2 separate regions of the Homo sapiens genome follow, and region 2 is linked to region 1. The links are chromatin loops, found by intact Hi-C in ENCODE. Cell type or tissue: IMR-90. All regions are shown on one strand.

Region 1 (8,000 bases):
GGGGACTGAGGGGCCTGCCTCATTACGAGCTGCACAGGAGGGCTGAGCTTGCATTAGCAGCTTCTCCCTCCAGTGCAGGAGAACGCATTAAGATTTACGGTTCATCTGAAAGTAGCTTAGAAAGAAACCATATGCTCTTATCATCTCTTGCAGAAGTTGCAGACAAGTTATTTAAAAATCTCGTTTTCTTAAACTGTCTTTATTGCAAAGAAAAGAGCCTCTGGGATCCACTTCAAGTAGTCATTGTGGAGGGTACAGCAAGCCAGCCCTGGGCTAAGCATTTACCCCACTAATTCACCACCACAGCAAGGTGGAGATCCTTGAGTTTTTGCCTGTGTTTCACAAATGAGGAATCCGAGGAGCAGAGACCTGAAGTGACCTGTCCAGGACACAAGAGTGAACCCGGGGACAAAGCCAACCCGCTCTGCTGGGGCTAGTGCCTTTCCACACTCCTCTGTTTCTATATTTAAACCGAGTGAAAGGAGACATGGAAAATACATTAGCCCATTTGGAGGTGAATTTGATACACTCTCATTTGTCATAGAGGGTAGAAAAAGATGGAAAAGAGAAACGGGCTGGTGGGGAGGAGGGAAGAGCAGAGACCAGGGCCTCAGCCCAACCTCCATCCGCTTCCCACTTTCTCTCCCTGTCCCTTTCCTGGAGGCCTTGCTTGCTCCTCACAAAGCTGTCATTCTTATGCCTTGCATGAATTTGGGTATTTTAACTTGTCTATTAAAAATATAAATCTGGCCCCATATATATGCTTAATTAATATTATCATGTATCCCCTTCAAAATACTCTGTGGCCAAAGTTTGTGCCCTTTTATGCAGGATCGGGAATGGATTCCCTAATAAATGTCTTGCATTTTTCCCATCACAAAATGTAGTTAAATTAGCGTCTCTTCATCCTAATTTTATTTCTCCATTTGGACAAAGCATCTTCACTTCCAACAGCTGAGCTTTTCAAAGATATTTATTTCTGTGTAGAATTAAAAAAAATTGAATATTACCATTTCTGAAAATAAGTAACTCAAAACTTTCCTTTAAAATTATTGCAAAAGTTTCATAAATTCAGTTAGATATATGCTTAGGGAAAATACAGAGTTTGAAGGAATTTTTAAAAGACCACATATTCTATAATTCTGTTTATATGAAAGTTTTAGAACAGGCAAACCCATGGAGACATCGAGTAGATTGGTGGTGGCCAGGGACTGGTGGAGGGAGGTGGCAGGCAAGAGAATGGCTGCTGACGGGTATGGGGTTCCTTTCAGAGTAAAAATGTTCTAAAATTACCTTGTGGTTGTGGTTGCACAGCACTGAGACTATACTAACTGGCATGTACGGTTTATTAATTATATTTCAACAAAGCTATTAAAATATTCAGTTTCCAAAAATATATCAGTGCATGTAATTGCAATATGTTTAGATCTACCGGAATTTAATGAAATCTAGTAAGTAATGTCTAGTTAATACACTTCCATGGGGATTTGCATTTTATATGTGTTTAAGTTACTCTTCTGAATTTTTTTTTTTCCAGTTCTTATCAATGCTTCACAAGGTTGGAATTCCAGCTGTTAAACTTACTATAGGCCAGGTGCAGTGGCTCACGCCTGTAATACCAGCACTTTGGGAGGCCAAGGCGGTCAGATCACTTGAGGCCAGGAGTTTGAGACAAGCTTGAGCAACATGGCAAAACCCTATCTACACTAAAAATACGAAAAAATAATTAGCTAGGTGTGCTGGCATGTGCTTGTAGTCCCAGCTACTTGGGAGGCTGAGGCAGGAGAACCACTTGAACCCAGGAAGTAGAGGCTGTAGTGAGCTGAGATCACGCCAGTGCACTCCAGCCTGGGCAACAGGAATGAAACCCTGTTTGAAGAAAACAAAACAAACAAAATCCAAAAAACTTACTATGTAGCCTTGGGCAAAGTGACTTTTCAAAGCCTTGTATTCTTTATTCTCAAATAATACAACCAGCACCTCCCCCATTACACACATACACCGGTGTACACACACACACAGACACACACAACCAGCACATAATTCTTTTTTGCAAAGACTTCTTAGAAAGATAAAAAAGAGATAAGTACTAGTTTTTCATACATATGTATGCTATGAGAACCAGTCAATAAAATAAAACAACAAATAATATACATTGTAGCTTCTTAAGAATCTTCAGCTTTTAAAGTCCCAAGTCTTTCCAGGGCTCCCAGAGCCCCAGTGACTCCTCACCAACAGAGATGGGATCCCGGAAGAGCCGGGATCATGATTGGAGGGAGAAAGATACGGAGACCCCAGTCTGTGCCAGAAGAATTTCCTGAATTAACGTTTTTATCAGGATGAAGTGTGGATTATCAAGTTTGTTAGAATAAATGGTAGGTTTCGGTGATTCTTTTAAGATGAAAATTGATTAGGATTGGGTAAAGCCTGTGGTGTGATCTTGTAAGGTTTGTGGACAGAAGACAAGAGTTTCGAAGTGAGCCTTCACAAGAACATTGCTACTTGGTAAATGAACTTTTTGCTCAGATTAGCAACATGTTGTCCTGATAGAGAGAAGTTTGCACAGATAAACAAACTGTCTTGATAAACTGAGTTATAGGAATGCCTTGAAACAAATATTAGAGTTTCATGCAAAATGTCACTTCATGTTTGAGTAAAATTACACAGAAAACCAACGTATATGTCACAAGACACTGATACCAAGAGTCTGGCTATCGCACAGAGACAGTGAGACCAAGCCTAGGAGTGATTCTGATTGTCAGAATGAGCCCCATTGTGAGAATATCAAACCAGAAATTAGACTCATGACAAGAAGCCACTAGGGATGAGCTAGTGGCTCATAATAGTAGGGGGAGGAACATTATAGACACCATTGCTGAGAGGCAGCAGGTGCCTGTTAACAGAAAAGAACCATACGTAGGCAACATGCCAAGAAAATGCCCAGGAAAACAGGGAAGGAAAGCCCCCAGATTCGAGGATGACACTCTAGAGCCAGTCATCTGGCACACTTGCAGTGGGTATTGGCGGAAACTTCACTTCTCACAATTTTCTCTTTCTTTTGAAATAAGTTGTCTTCATCTGCGTAATTTGGGTTCTCCAGAACATCATCTGCTCTGGTACATTCCTGACTATCTTTGCTGTAAATGTTTCTGACGGGACAGGGGACCAGGTGTTGTACCTGGGTGACATAACTCTCAGGTTAATTGTGGACTAGTGGCCAAAAGCAAAGTATGGTCTTCCTTCCATGTGAATCTAGGGCATGTTTTTTCTTTTCATCTTTTCTTATAAGACAACATTTCCAGGTCTTAGGTCTAGTGGAAGCTGCTTCGGAGCCATGGAGAAAAGGCAGCCTGCGCTGATTGACCATGAGCCTAAGTACACTGCATGAACCTTTGGAAGTACCTCTTCTATGTCTGCCTGAAGTAAGATAAAGTTGAAATTTTGGGGTAAATACTTTGCATAATGGCGAACCTGTGATAGTTTCACATGGTGAGAGTTTATAGGGCTCTCAGGGAGTGTGGACTCATGAGACTAGTGTGACATCTTTACCAGGGAAGCTACGCCAGATGCTTTGGATGGCTTTAGCTCTGTGGTGCCACTGGATGCCTCAAGGTTCTGAGCAGGCAGAAGGCTTCTTTCAGAGCTCTTCAGTGACAACTCCAGCAAAACTAGAACAATGAATTCATTCTTTACATTGGGAGCCAGCATAATTATGCTTATTTATATGTTTGCTTTCTCTACCATACAGTCCATAAATCTCCAACCAGTAAAACTCCAAGTAAATTCTGAGAAAAATTAAACAATGACCAGGACACAGTCAAAACTCATTATACAGTGTAGTCATATGAAATTCAAAAAGGGGCCCAGGTTCTGTGTGTAGAGGCTCGGGCTCCTGTGCTTTTTCCATTTTTCAGTTTTATCGGTGTCATGCTGTTGACCTGTAGACGTGCTCCAGGGTTGTGTTCAGCAAGTGTGGCAGTGTCCTCACTGGTATTGATTGAGTGCAGTGGCTGAGCCTTCTTTGCTGTCTGGGTAAATTATGTAAAATCATGTGCAAGCTTCTATTGGAGGTCCTCTGGCACCACCAAGTGGCTGGCCTGACAGCTCCCAGCCTGCCCGGCTGAGTTCCCCACCAGATTCACACTTCTCTTCTCTGATTCTGGAGCAACATTTCTGAGTTGTGTCATCATTTGTAATCAGTTAGATTCATTTGTCACAGTCATCCTTCTAGTTTGAGATTTCCTCAAATCCTAGTTGAGTTTTTATTTACTTTGCATACGATAAATTTGACTTTTTAGCTTTTCCATGTCTTTCCACAACACAGAAATGCAGTCAAAAATCTTCCACCCACTACCACACAGAACAGTTCCATCACTCATCAACCCATCCCCAAACCCTTAGAAGCCCTGCCCCCTTTTCCGTTCCTACATTTTTGCCTCCTCCAGGATGTTATATAAGTGGAACATGTAATATGCAGCCTTTGGGTGCTGCCTTTTTCACTTACCAAAATGCAGTTAAGATTCATCTACATCCTGTGAGTCGGTTACTCACTCCTTTCACTGTTGAGTAGCCTTACGTCGTGTGAACACACCACAGTCTGTTTCTCCACTCGTGTTGAAGGACAACTTGGTTGTTTCCAGTTTGAGGTGTTATGAATAAAACTGTTATAGACATCTGCAAATTGTTTTTTGTGTGAACACAGTTTTCCATTCACTTAGATAAACATCTAGGACAGGACTTTGTGGGCCATGAGATGATTGTATGTTTATCTTTATAAGAAATGGGCAATCTGTGATCCAGGGGGTGTGGACGTCCAAGTAGAATACTACTTTTGTATTCCCACCAGCAATGGGAATTCTTGTGGTTTCACATGCCTATCGACATTTGGTGTTGTCAATTTTATTTTAAGCTTTAACTTTAGTAGTACTTGAGGGTAATAGGGAGAGAGAGAAAAAATTCTGGATATAAGTACTTTATCAAATATGAAATTTGCAAGTAATAGCTCCAAGTCTGTGGCTTGCTTTTTTACCATATTTACAGGTCGTTTGCAAAGCAAACACTTTAAATTTTGTTAAAGTCAAATTTTAAAAATTCTTCTTTCATTGAGCATGCTTTTGGTACTGTATCTTAAAACTCACCACCAAAACCAAAGCCATGCAGCTTTTCTGTTATGTTTTTTTTCTAGAAGTTGTATGGTTTTGCATTTTACATTCAAATCTATAATCCACTATGAATTAATGTTTGTATATGGAAAAGGTATATATTGGTCCTATTTGGGACATTTGCATATCAAATGTTCCAACACAATTAACTGAAAGGATTCTCTTTCTTTCCTAACATGACTTGTACCTATGCCAAAAGTCACTTGTCAATATATGTCTGAGTCAATTTCTCTATTCTTACTTTTGTTCCATTGATTGCCTATCCCAGTGCCAATGCCACATTTTATTGTTTACTGTCACGTTATAGTGTCTTAAAATCAAGTTATGTGAGTACTTTACTTTTGTTGTTTTGTTCATTTTCCAGAATTTTGTTTTGTTTTTCTTGCAGAATTTTTGTGATTATTATAGTTTCTTTGCCTTTCTACATGAATTTTGATTCAGCTTGTTGTTATTTACAAAGTAGACTTGCTGGAATTTTATTGAGATTGCATTGCTCAAATCAGGGAAAATGGGAGAATGGACATCTTTGAAATATTAAGCCTCAAATCCATGAAACTGCATATTTCTTCATTTACTTAGATATTTCTTCCTTCTTTCATCAGTGTTTTGTAGTTTTCAGCATACAGACGCTGCACCTATTTTGTTATATTTATACCTAATGCTTCATTTATTTTAGTACGATTTAGTGCCTTTTAAATAGTATTGTGTATATTTGAGGTTTACAACATGATGCTATGAAATATAGATGGTAAAATGGTTACAGTGGTGAAACAGATTAACATATCTATTATCTCACATATTTTTTGTGACAAAGGCAGCTAAAATCTACTTATTTAACAAAAATCCTTAACATGGTATAATTTTATGAAGTTTGGCCCTCACGTTGTGCATCCAGTCTCCGGAACTGTTGTCCCACCTACCTTCTATGATATTTTGATCCCTTTGACCTACATCCCCCCATGTCCTCTTGCAACCCCCACCCATGGAAACACTGTTACACACTCTGTCTCTGTGTGTTTGAGGGTTTTTAAAAAAATATCTCACATATAAGTGAGATCATTCAATTGTTTTCTTTCTGTGTCTGGGTTATTTCACATAGAATCATGTCCTCCAGGCCCAGCCATGTTGTGCAAATGACATTTTTTTTAAAATTCAAATTCCAAATGTTCATTATTACAGGTAGAAACATTTTTAATTTTCATGTAAGTTGTTTCCTTTTGGGCATAGAGATGTTTGTAATATTACTGATTTTAGGTGTTTCCTGATTTCTATTACAAGCACTTAGTACTCTACATTTCCCTCAAAGCACTGCTTAGCTGCATCCTGATAATTTTGATATATTGTATTTTAATTTTTGATTCAAAATATTTTTAGTTTAGTGTAAGACTTCAGTTTTGACCCATCATTCATTTAGAAGTGTGTTGTTTATTTGCCATATATTCAGAGATTTTCCAGATATATTTTTGTTTATTTTCAGTTAATTTCATTATGGTTTCAGAACATACTTTGCTTGTTTTCTACTCTTTTTTCATGTTTAAGGTTTAGTCTATGGCACAGACTATCAGCTATCTTGGGAAATATTTCAATTTAAAGATATACTTTGCTGCTGTCTGGAGGAATTTTCTATAAATGCCAATAATAATTAGTTAATAGCATTTATGGAATAAAAATAGGACATAAGATTAGTGATCTTCTGTTTGGCAAAGTTTTCTTAAAGAGGACACAAGAAATTATACATTATAAATTTAAAAAAATGAAAATTATAATCTTTTATTCTTCAAAAGACATCATTAAAATTATTTAATAGACTGAAAGGAAGTATTTGCAAAATAAATATCTGAAAAAGAGCTTTTGTTCTGAATATATAAATAATTTATAACACAATGGTAAGAAAACAAACAACTCAGTACATTTGTGGACTGAGTTGGACAAATATTTTAATGGATATTTCAACAACAACAACAACAAGAAGAAAAGATGCACAAATGGCAAATCAGCAACGGAAAAGATGCTCAACAGTACTAGTCTTTAGGGAAAAGGAGGTTAAAACCATAAGAGCAATACCATTGCACTCGTGTGAGAATATCTAATATTTAAAAGTATGACCATAGCAAACGCTGGTGAGGATGCAGAGCAATTTCAACTCTTATACACTTCGGCTGAGAATGTAAACCGTTTTGGAAAACAGTGTGGTCAATTTATAAAACATTAAACATTCACCTACCATATGACTCAGATATTCTACTCCTAGAATTAATACATTTGAGACCCAAATTTTTGGATACAAATGCTCATATCATTTTTTATTTTTAATATAAAAATAATATATTAAATAATATATTAAATATATATATTAAATAATATAGAAAATAATATAAATGTCTATTAGCAGGTAAATGGGTAGATAAATTGTGCTGTGCTCATGCAACGGGCAACGACTCAGCCATAAAAAGGAACAAACTACTGGGGGACGCAATGAGTGGACGATGCACCCAAAATTGTCAGGTGAAATTAAAGCAGCCAGGTTAAAAGTAAGAAAGAGCATGCACTGCAAGACTCCATTTACATGAAATTCTGGAAAATGAAAACCATTTTACAGTGGCAGAAATCAAACTGACAGTTGCCTCAGGACAGGAACAGAGGGAGGAATGGACACCAAGGAACATGAGGAAGCCTTTTGCTTACAGAAACACATGTTTTCATGGGAAATCAATATGTCACTGTATCAGTATTCATCAATATATGCAACTTATTTTACAGCAATCATACCTCATTAAACATAAGATGAAATAAAGACATTTCAAGTCAGAGAAGAGTTGATCAATTTCCTGCCACAGA
Region 2 (8,000 bases), 210 kb before region 1:
CCCAGACCTCCGGAGTCTGCCTTCACATGCAGGATGTTTGCGTGACCTGTAGGCAAACTAACATTTGGAAAGCATTGTCCAAGAACATGAATAACCACTCAGTCACCAAACACAACAGTATTTTCTGAAGCCGTCTCCTCAAGTCATTTGTTTTGTTTTGTTTTGTTTTCGAGATGGAGTCTCGCCCTGTTGCCCAGGCTGAATTGCAATGGCATGATCTCGACTCACTGCAACCTCTGCCTCCCAGGTTCAAGCAATTCTCCTGCCTCTGCCTCCCGAGTAGCTGAGATTACAGGTGCCCGCCACCACGCCCGGCTAATTTTTGTATTTTTAGTAGAGACGGGGTTTCGCCATGTTGGCCAGGCTGGTCTCGAACTCCTGACCTCAGGTGATCCACCTGCCTCAGCCTCCCAAAGTGCTGGGATTGCAGGTGTGAGCCACCACGCCCGGCCTCTCCTGGAGTCATCTGTCGTTTGCAGGACTGGCCTGTGAGTGGCCGTCATATTTGTGAGTTGTCGCCTCCTGAAGCTCCCCGTCCTTTCTGGGCTACTTTTCTCAGTGTGCTGCTGCATTGCACGCTCTGTTGCTAAACATCTACTTATTCCTCCTCTCCAATTCTATTTTTTTCTATTTTCTATTTTCTATTTTTTTCAGTTAATAATAAAATAATAAAATCAAAAGCTTCCACAATTGTCCAAGGGCATTTGACTTCTAAACCACTGCCTCTTACTCTGCCGCCTGTCCCAGCTGTCCACAAGATGTCTCACCCGGAGGCGGTTGGCAGCGCAGGCTCAGCATTTCCCACATGGAAGGACCCCGTTCCTGTTCCATCACCTGCGTGAAAAGTAAAGACCCCCATTCCCGTTCCATCGCCTACGTGAAACAGAAAGACCCTGTTCCCGTTCCATCGCCTTCCTGCCTGAAGTCACCGAGCTTCCTAACCCCTGATTCTGCTGAAGGGCTCCCGCATTCTGGCCTGGAAACGCTGTCTCATTCCCTGCGTTTGCTTGAGTCCTTGGCTTGGTCCCTCGTAGGGCATTTTCTCCACGAGCCTGGGTATAAACCTCTGCAGGAAGCCCCTTCCCAGCCCCCACCTGGATCACATCTCTGTAACTCTCTGTGTTTCCATTCTGTCTGTAACATGAGCACAGAAATAGGTATGGGACCCTCATTTGATGCTCAAAGAAGAACATATAACTGGAAACCTTGTCAAATGCTAAGTATTTTACACTTTCATTCCTGGTGTACTGTGAGATGTTTCTGTCTCTGCTGCTGCCACCGAGTTCACGTGTTTCTGGGTGGCTCCGTGCATCCCGCAGGCTGCTCACTGGGGCCCACCATGCAGGGGTTGATTCTGTTGTACCAGATCACAGAGGACAGGGATCGAGCGCCCCTCATCCTCATGCATCTTCAGTTCTCACCACGGAGTCGCACATCGCATTGACTGCTCTGGAAACTCAGCACCCAGCAGTGTCTGTAGATAGAGACTTTCCCGAGCCGGGATGTTTACAGCAGGGAGCAAAGCAGAGGGGTCTCTGTTCCCATGTAGATGAAATCTAGTGAGGGGGTGCAGCAAACATGCATGTAAAGTTGATAAATCTCAAAAGTAAAAAACTCCATGAAGAACGTAAAATACAGTGACTTGCTGGAGGGCGAGGGCAGCCAGGGCCCTGGTGGAGGCTGCAGGGAGAAGGCGTCCGAATGAACACCAAGCTCTGGGGAGGAGCCAGGAGAGGACGAGAGGAGGATGGTGAACCAGACAGGGCAGGGCCTTGAGAGGGAGCGGAAGGAGGAAGGTGGGAAGAGCAATGAGGACAGGGAATGGCAAGGGAGGAGGGTGGGAAGAGCAATGGGGGAGGGAAGGGCAAGGGCAGGCCTCAGGATGGGAGCTGGAGCGTGTTCAGGAACCAAATTAGAAAGACCTGCCTGGAGGTGCCAGGGGGACCCGAGCCAGAGCACGTTGGCCTCTGAGCAGTTCTTACTCCGAGTCAAAGGACCACTTGCTTCCTCAGGCTGAGTGCGAGCCCTTGGTCAGTCGTCCCGGATTTGGATGTGCCAGGAGCGCCTGGATTTGGGAACTGGCCCCCCACCACTGTTTTCTCAGTCCTCCAAGAGTGGCTGATGTGGGAGGAGGCTCAGCGAGAGCTTTCTGGACACGAGTAGGTGTGGGGCAGTGTGGACTGTGGGGTAGGAGGGGTGGGGGGGCAGGGAAGCCAGGTGTGGGCACTCAGGGCTGAGATGCGCTGGGACACACACACCCAAGTGTGTGCAGATGTGTTTAAACTCGATCCCCACCAGGTTCGACAGGTTCCTCCACGTCTCCTGTCTCTAACACTTCTTGTGTTGGTGAAAACCAGCCCCTGTAACCTCTGGAGCTGCTGAGATGCAGCCTGCTTCCAGACAGTGCCATAAAGACATTCCCCGTGCGCCCACGACGTTCTCTTAGTGACGTGTGACACCTGTGACACAGCATCCTCGCACTTACTAGCCACAGAGCAGTTGAGGCTGGACCTGGCTTGTTCCGGCCCTGGGTAGAATATCCTCCTATTACCTGCTGCCCGGAGCCCAGGTTCTGTCCCGGGTGTGGCTGTGACTCTGTCATGGTGAGCAGAGACTGAAGATGGGTGTGACCTGAAAGAGGTGGAAAGTTTGCCAGGAAATCCGCCCATCACATCATCAAGTCACTCCCGTCCAGGCTGCTCAGGCCTGTCCACAGCGCTCCTCGGAAAGGGACGCTCCGGGCTGTCTGTGTCCCCTTCCTCCCCCGCTCTCTCCTCATCTGCACGCTTTTCTCTCCTCCCCACATCCCGTCTCTCTTGGTTCTCCCTCTCTCTTTCTTGGCCAGCTTTCTTCTTGCCTTTTCCATTAAACTTTTACAAATTCCTCCCCTCCCTTTCCTCGTACTTTATCCATTCATGACATGAAACTGCAGAATGGTGGCATATTCTGTATTTTTCAACAAAGTTTAAAGAGGCAGCTTTTAAATTTAAAATTAAATTACTGGGTGTTTCATTTTTCTCAAGGGAGAGAAAAAGCTGCATTCAGTGATGTTTGGTAAAACGTCTCTTATGACTCTGCCCCCACCCTCCACCGTGCTCTGGGGGCCTGTGGGGGTCTGGAGTGCGCGCATCTCCCCATCCGAGAGCCGCAGGGCACCAGAATCTATAGGGAAAGTGCTTTCCGGCCCACGGATGTGTACGTAGTTCTGCACATTTTTTGCTGTCTCTGGGAGACAGGCCTAATGATCCACTCGGTAGATGGTGGCAGCCCTCACGCTATGGAGAAAGCATATTGTGCTCAGTGGACTGAGCTTTCCCGGCCAGCGCCCTGGGAATGCAGCCCCAGTGGAAACTCCTGTGAGAACTGTCCGCACTTTTCTCTGTCTCCTTATTTTGTTTAGCGTCGTTTGCTTACCGTTTAACTATTTAAGACTAGATGATGACAAAATTTTGATAAATTCAAGGTATACTTTGCCAATGGTGCAAGCAAAATCGCACTCACCACCCTCAGTGCCCCGAATATCTACATTTTCGCCCAGCTAATAATTAGTTTTGAGAAAATTTAGATAACTTGGTTCTCCCATTTCCTTTCTCAGACTTTTATAATTCACTTAAGCATTCCTTTTAATAGATCGCTTTTCAAATATTCTCCTGATAAAGCAGAGCTCCCTGCGGCCCCAGGTCAGCAGGCAAGTCCCTCGCAGCGGGATCCGCGCCTGCCTGGCGCCGCCGCCGCCCTGGGCGCACGCAGCAATTTCACTGTGGGCTCTCCGTCCTGGCGCAGCTGTTGCTTTGGACTTAGTTTTTGCTGAAACTTTCAATTTTCTACTTGCGTATGGTAACATATCATTATTCACCACCTTATGATTTCTAGTTTGTTCAAAATTTTTGTGGAGGTAGCTCAGTTTTGACGCTGTGTTTAGGGCCCTGGGGGGACAGGGTTGCACCCTCAGAAGACCGCCTGCCCCGCGCAAGGCTGGGTGCCTGCAGGCGCCCTGCCGCCCACGGAGATGATGCAGTCCCTGGAGCATGCAGGCCGCCCCGTCCAGAGCGTTTTATCAGTTCGTGGGTCAGACGAGGAAATGCTTATGACGTGACTGGAAAGCCATGGAATGAAGCCGAGCTCCCTTCGGAAGGGAAAGCTGGGAAGAAAAGTGACAGGCAGCTGGGAAAGAGCTTGGGAAAAGCCACGTCCTAAGCGTAGAGAAGGGGCCACCTGAGAACCAGCCTGAGGCTGGGTGGTCTCCGTGGCAAGACCCAGGGGGCCTGGGGGTTCTCCAACAGCCCCTCAGGGAGCCCGTGCCAGCCGTGCCGAAGCGTGACCAGGGGATAGTGAGCACCCCACGAAGCCGTTCTGGTGGGAGAGACACCCCGACCCCGTGGCCTCATCTGCTGACAGTCAAGCCTCCAGCCCGGAGATGCGGCAGGGCCTGCTGGCGGCACAGAACCGCTGGGGTGGCGCCCGGATCCCAAGGCCGTGGCCCCACGCTGCGCCTCGTCTAGGGGGCTCTTCCTCATCAGCTACCTCATGGGGCCCCTCCTAGTAGCTGAAAGTGAAGGTGATTCATCTACATGGGTCTGCGGATCTGCCTTAATACTTGCAGTGAAACACACTCCTAAGTCAGGTGTCAGAACTATTCCTAGATTTAACTCCCGGGACGTGCAGCGTGGCATGCACGCTGACATGATCCTTTTTCTGAAGGCCCGAGCTGCCCAAAACCCGGCCCTCCTGCTAAGATGGGGTTGCACCCGCGGGGTGACTCCACCGTCATCTCTGCTCCGCATCTGCTTAGGGCTGTGTGTGCCGGCGCTGCACTGAGACGCCACACACCGATGTCGCTTCATCCCCCACACTCGCGTGCACAGGTGAGGAGTGAAGGTGCCGGTGGCCGTACGCTGTGCCCAGGCATTGCCTCGCGTCAGGGAGCCCGGGGCCGGGCACGGTGCGCAGAGCCCCGGGATTCCACGCTGCTCTTAGGAAGCCCGCCTGCCGGGGCCGCAGTGGAGCTCAGCCTCCGTCCAGTGTGAGGCCTTGGGCCGCCACTCCTTGGAACTGTCTCAGGGCAGTTCCATCATCAAGGGATGCCGAGTGATGATGGTGCCCCAGGCGTGTGTCTTTCTAGAAGGGAAAGCACATCCACATGAAGTCATGTCCGCGGCGTGCTCTCAAGAAGCATTGCTGGGCCCTCTGCTGCCCTGCCTGGGAGCGCTTCTGTGAGCCCTGGCTGGGCTGGGCTGCTGTCCTGCCGTCATTTGCCCTGTCCTTCCTGGACCCAGCCCTCATGTTCAGGCCCCTGAGATGTCCAGAGCAGGGCTGTTTCTGCTGATTGCAGCCCTGTTTCTGATTCCTGGGCCTTGTTGTGATGAACTGAAATTGACAATCCAACCTGGAAACCTCTGCAGTCTTCCTGACCAATCAACTAGACTAGAGCTCCAATCCAGGGATTGATTATCCGTTCTCTTCCCCTACTTCCCCATTCTCGGACGATTTTCTTCTCTAATATCTTATAGGAGGCAAAGTTACAAACAAAAATACTTCCACCAAGAACTCTCTTACTTTCCCCTTTTTTCAGCTTTCCTAGGGGACGCGCCCGCCCTCTACCAGCCCACCTCATGAACAGAGGCAGAAGTGTTTCTGCTGTACGGTAAAATCCTGTGGTGTGTGCAATGCAGGGATCTTCTCAAAGTCACTGTCCCCCTGGAAACTGCAAATCAGTCACTCCATCCCTTACAGGGCATGGACAGAAAGCAAGTTCTCTAAAGCCAGGCAAAGCAGAAAGCTCTAGAAACAGACCAGGAGACAAGACGCCTAGATAAACCTGCTACTCAGGTTGCTGGCTAAGAGGGTCACTGCTAGTAGGAAAAGGGAATCGTCGTCTCTATGTCGCTAAGGGCTCATCTTCATGATCTCCAAACCTCCCCTATTCAAATTCACAGGGAGACAGAAGCAGGTTTGTAGGCACAGTTTCAAGCTCTCTGGTCCAGACATAGCTCTAAGGCCTACCCAGGACAGTGTGTGCAGAAGATGTCCTGGTGGCAAAGCCGCAGCACACAGGGAAGTGCCTCTGTGATGAAGACACTGCTAGAGCACAACCCACAGCCATGGGTGCCAGAGCCACTGAAAACAGCACACCTGCTGCCGGCGGGGGAGCTGACGCCTCAGTGGATAAGGAGAAGACGCATTTCAGTTTTACACTGATTACTATCTCACGCTGACTGTGAAAGGCTTTCCGTGCCATAGAGAGCATCCCCACTGCCCACAGGCTTGGGAGAGATGTCAGGGGCTTCACCAGACAGTGCCTGGCAAGGCAGGTGATGATGACTCCCTTTGAGGGCCACAGCGGGTGCAGTCGGTCACTAGCACATGGTGGCCAGGCTCTCATGCACTCTAAGCCATCACCCTTTCAATGGCCTCAATGCAAGTTCCTGTGTAATTCAAGGATAAAGTGCAGGAGGAGGCTTTGACCCACCTGCACTGTGTCAGAGGAAGGGGAGCTTCTGCATAGAGGAGTCAGTTCCCAGCAGGCAGACTTGGCAAGCTTTACAATCTAGGACTAAAAGCCACACACACACAAGGAATATGCAGTCAGGAGTTTTAAAAGAAAAACATTTGTATCCAAAGACACAAGTGAAATAAGACACTGACTATTCAGTCCCCTAAATTTCATTCTACAGTTGGAAATGTACAAAGCAAACCTGGCTCATTTTATATAAAATTTATCTTCTGTGAACTTTGGGTACAATCCCACTACCAAAGGCATTCCACTGGACCTGGATTGAGTACGTCTCTATCTTTTAAGTATTAACCTAAGAAATTGTGGATACACCCCACACCTAACAGAATCAACCAAGAGAAGCAGCTTTGGTGACAAAAAGGGAGCTCACGATGAGGACAGCTGCATTCAGCACCCACAGATCTTTGGCTAGCCTGAGCACTGCCTCAGGGCACAGCAGGAAAACGCTGGCAGGTTGCAGAGCCCAGCTGTCCACCCCATCACCATGGACGGCCCCATATATAGGCAGATTTGAGAGGGGTGGATCAGAACTCACCAACAAACTCTTCATGGCATGAATATTGGAAAAGGTACTTCTAATTCTGTGAAAGAAAAAAGTTCTAGAATCCTCCTAAGTTAACATGTGCTGATAATACGCAAGTGACTGTTGAACTCATACCGCCCATGTATATATAACATAGAAAAGTAAATCATCATCATCATCATAACTTAGAAGGCTTACTTCCAAAATGTGAGCACTACTCATTTCTGTTAATATAAGGCCATCATAAGCAGAAAATTCATTTTTGTTATTTTTTTAAAATAAAGATTTAAACTGAGATTTCCCTTATGATTTAAACCAGGGGTTCCCAGTCCTGGGAGCATGACTAGTACCGTTCCATAGCTTGTGAGGAACTGGGCCCCAGAGCAGGGGGTGAGCAGCAGGTGAGCAAAGCTTCATCTGTATTGACAGCCGCTCCCCATGGTTCAAGTTACCCCTTGAGCTCCACCTCCTGTCAGATCAGCGGCAACATCAGATTCTCACAGGAGCTCACATCCTCTTGTGAACTGTGCATGCGAGGGATTTAGGTTACGTGCTCCTCATGAGAATCTAATGCCTGATGATCTGTCACTGTCTCTCATCACCTTCAGATGAGACCATCTCATTGCAGGAAAACAAGCTCAGGGCTCCCACTGATTCTACATGATGGTGAGCTGTATCATTATTTCATTATATATTACAGTGTAATAATAATAGAAATAAAGTGCACAACAAATATAATGCACTTGGGCTGGGTGCGGTGGCTCCCGCCTGTAATCCCAGCACTTTGGGAGGCAGGTGGATGGCCTGAGTTCAGGAGTTTGAGACCAGCCTGGCCAATATATGGTGAAACATTGTGCCTACTAAAAGTATAAAAATTAGCTGGGCATGGTGGCGGGCACCTGTAGTCCCAGCTGCTCGGGAGGCTGAGGCATGAGAATCGCTTGAACCCGGGAGGCAGAGGTT

What was found. Hi-C counts contacts between places; a loop is a spot of excess contacts. Peaks named below come from ENCODE experiments on the same cell type or tissue, not always from the same donor. Only the 100,000 strongest peaks of a DNase experiment are listed, where the experiment ranks them.
Region 2: a loop joins it to region 1, with 4 times the contacts of the local background. A loop is called at or near these places in 4 of 110 quality-filtered maps.

The regions. Positions count from the first base shown.
Region 1 is chr6:168,953,162-168,961,161 of GRCh38, reverse strand. It overlaps LOC105378146 (a long non-coding RNA gene), which reads left to right. Exons shown (of 4, transcript NR_136250.1): 2 at 3,303-3,422; 3 at 7,923-8,000. Among named protein-coding and RNA genes, the nearest start is that of LINC01615, 210 kb to the left of the region's middle. In IMR-90, a CTCF peak has its summit at 4,086 (motif pointing left); a DNase peak (open chromatin) is centred at 4,091.
Region 2 is chr6:169,164,169-169,172,168 of GRCh38, reverse strand. No RefSeq gene overlaps it. Among named protein-coding and RNA genes, the nearest start is that of LINC01615, 5.2 kb to the right of the region's middle. In IMR-90, no CTCF peak of the experiment used is centred here; DNase peaks (open chromatin) are centred at 4,068 and 6,528; H3K27ac peaks cover 3,967 bases.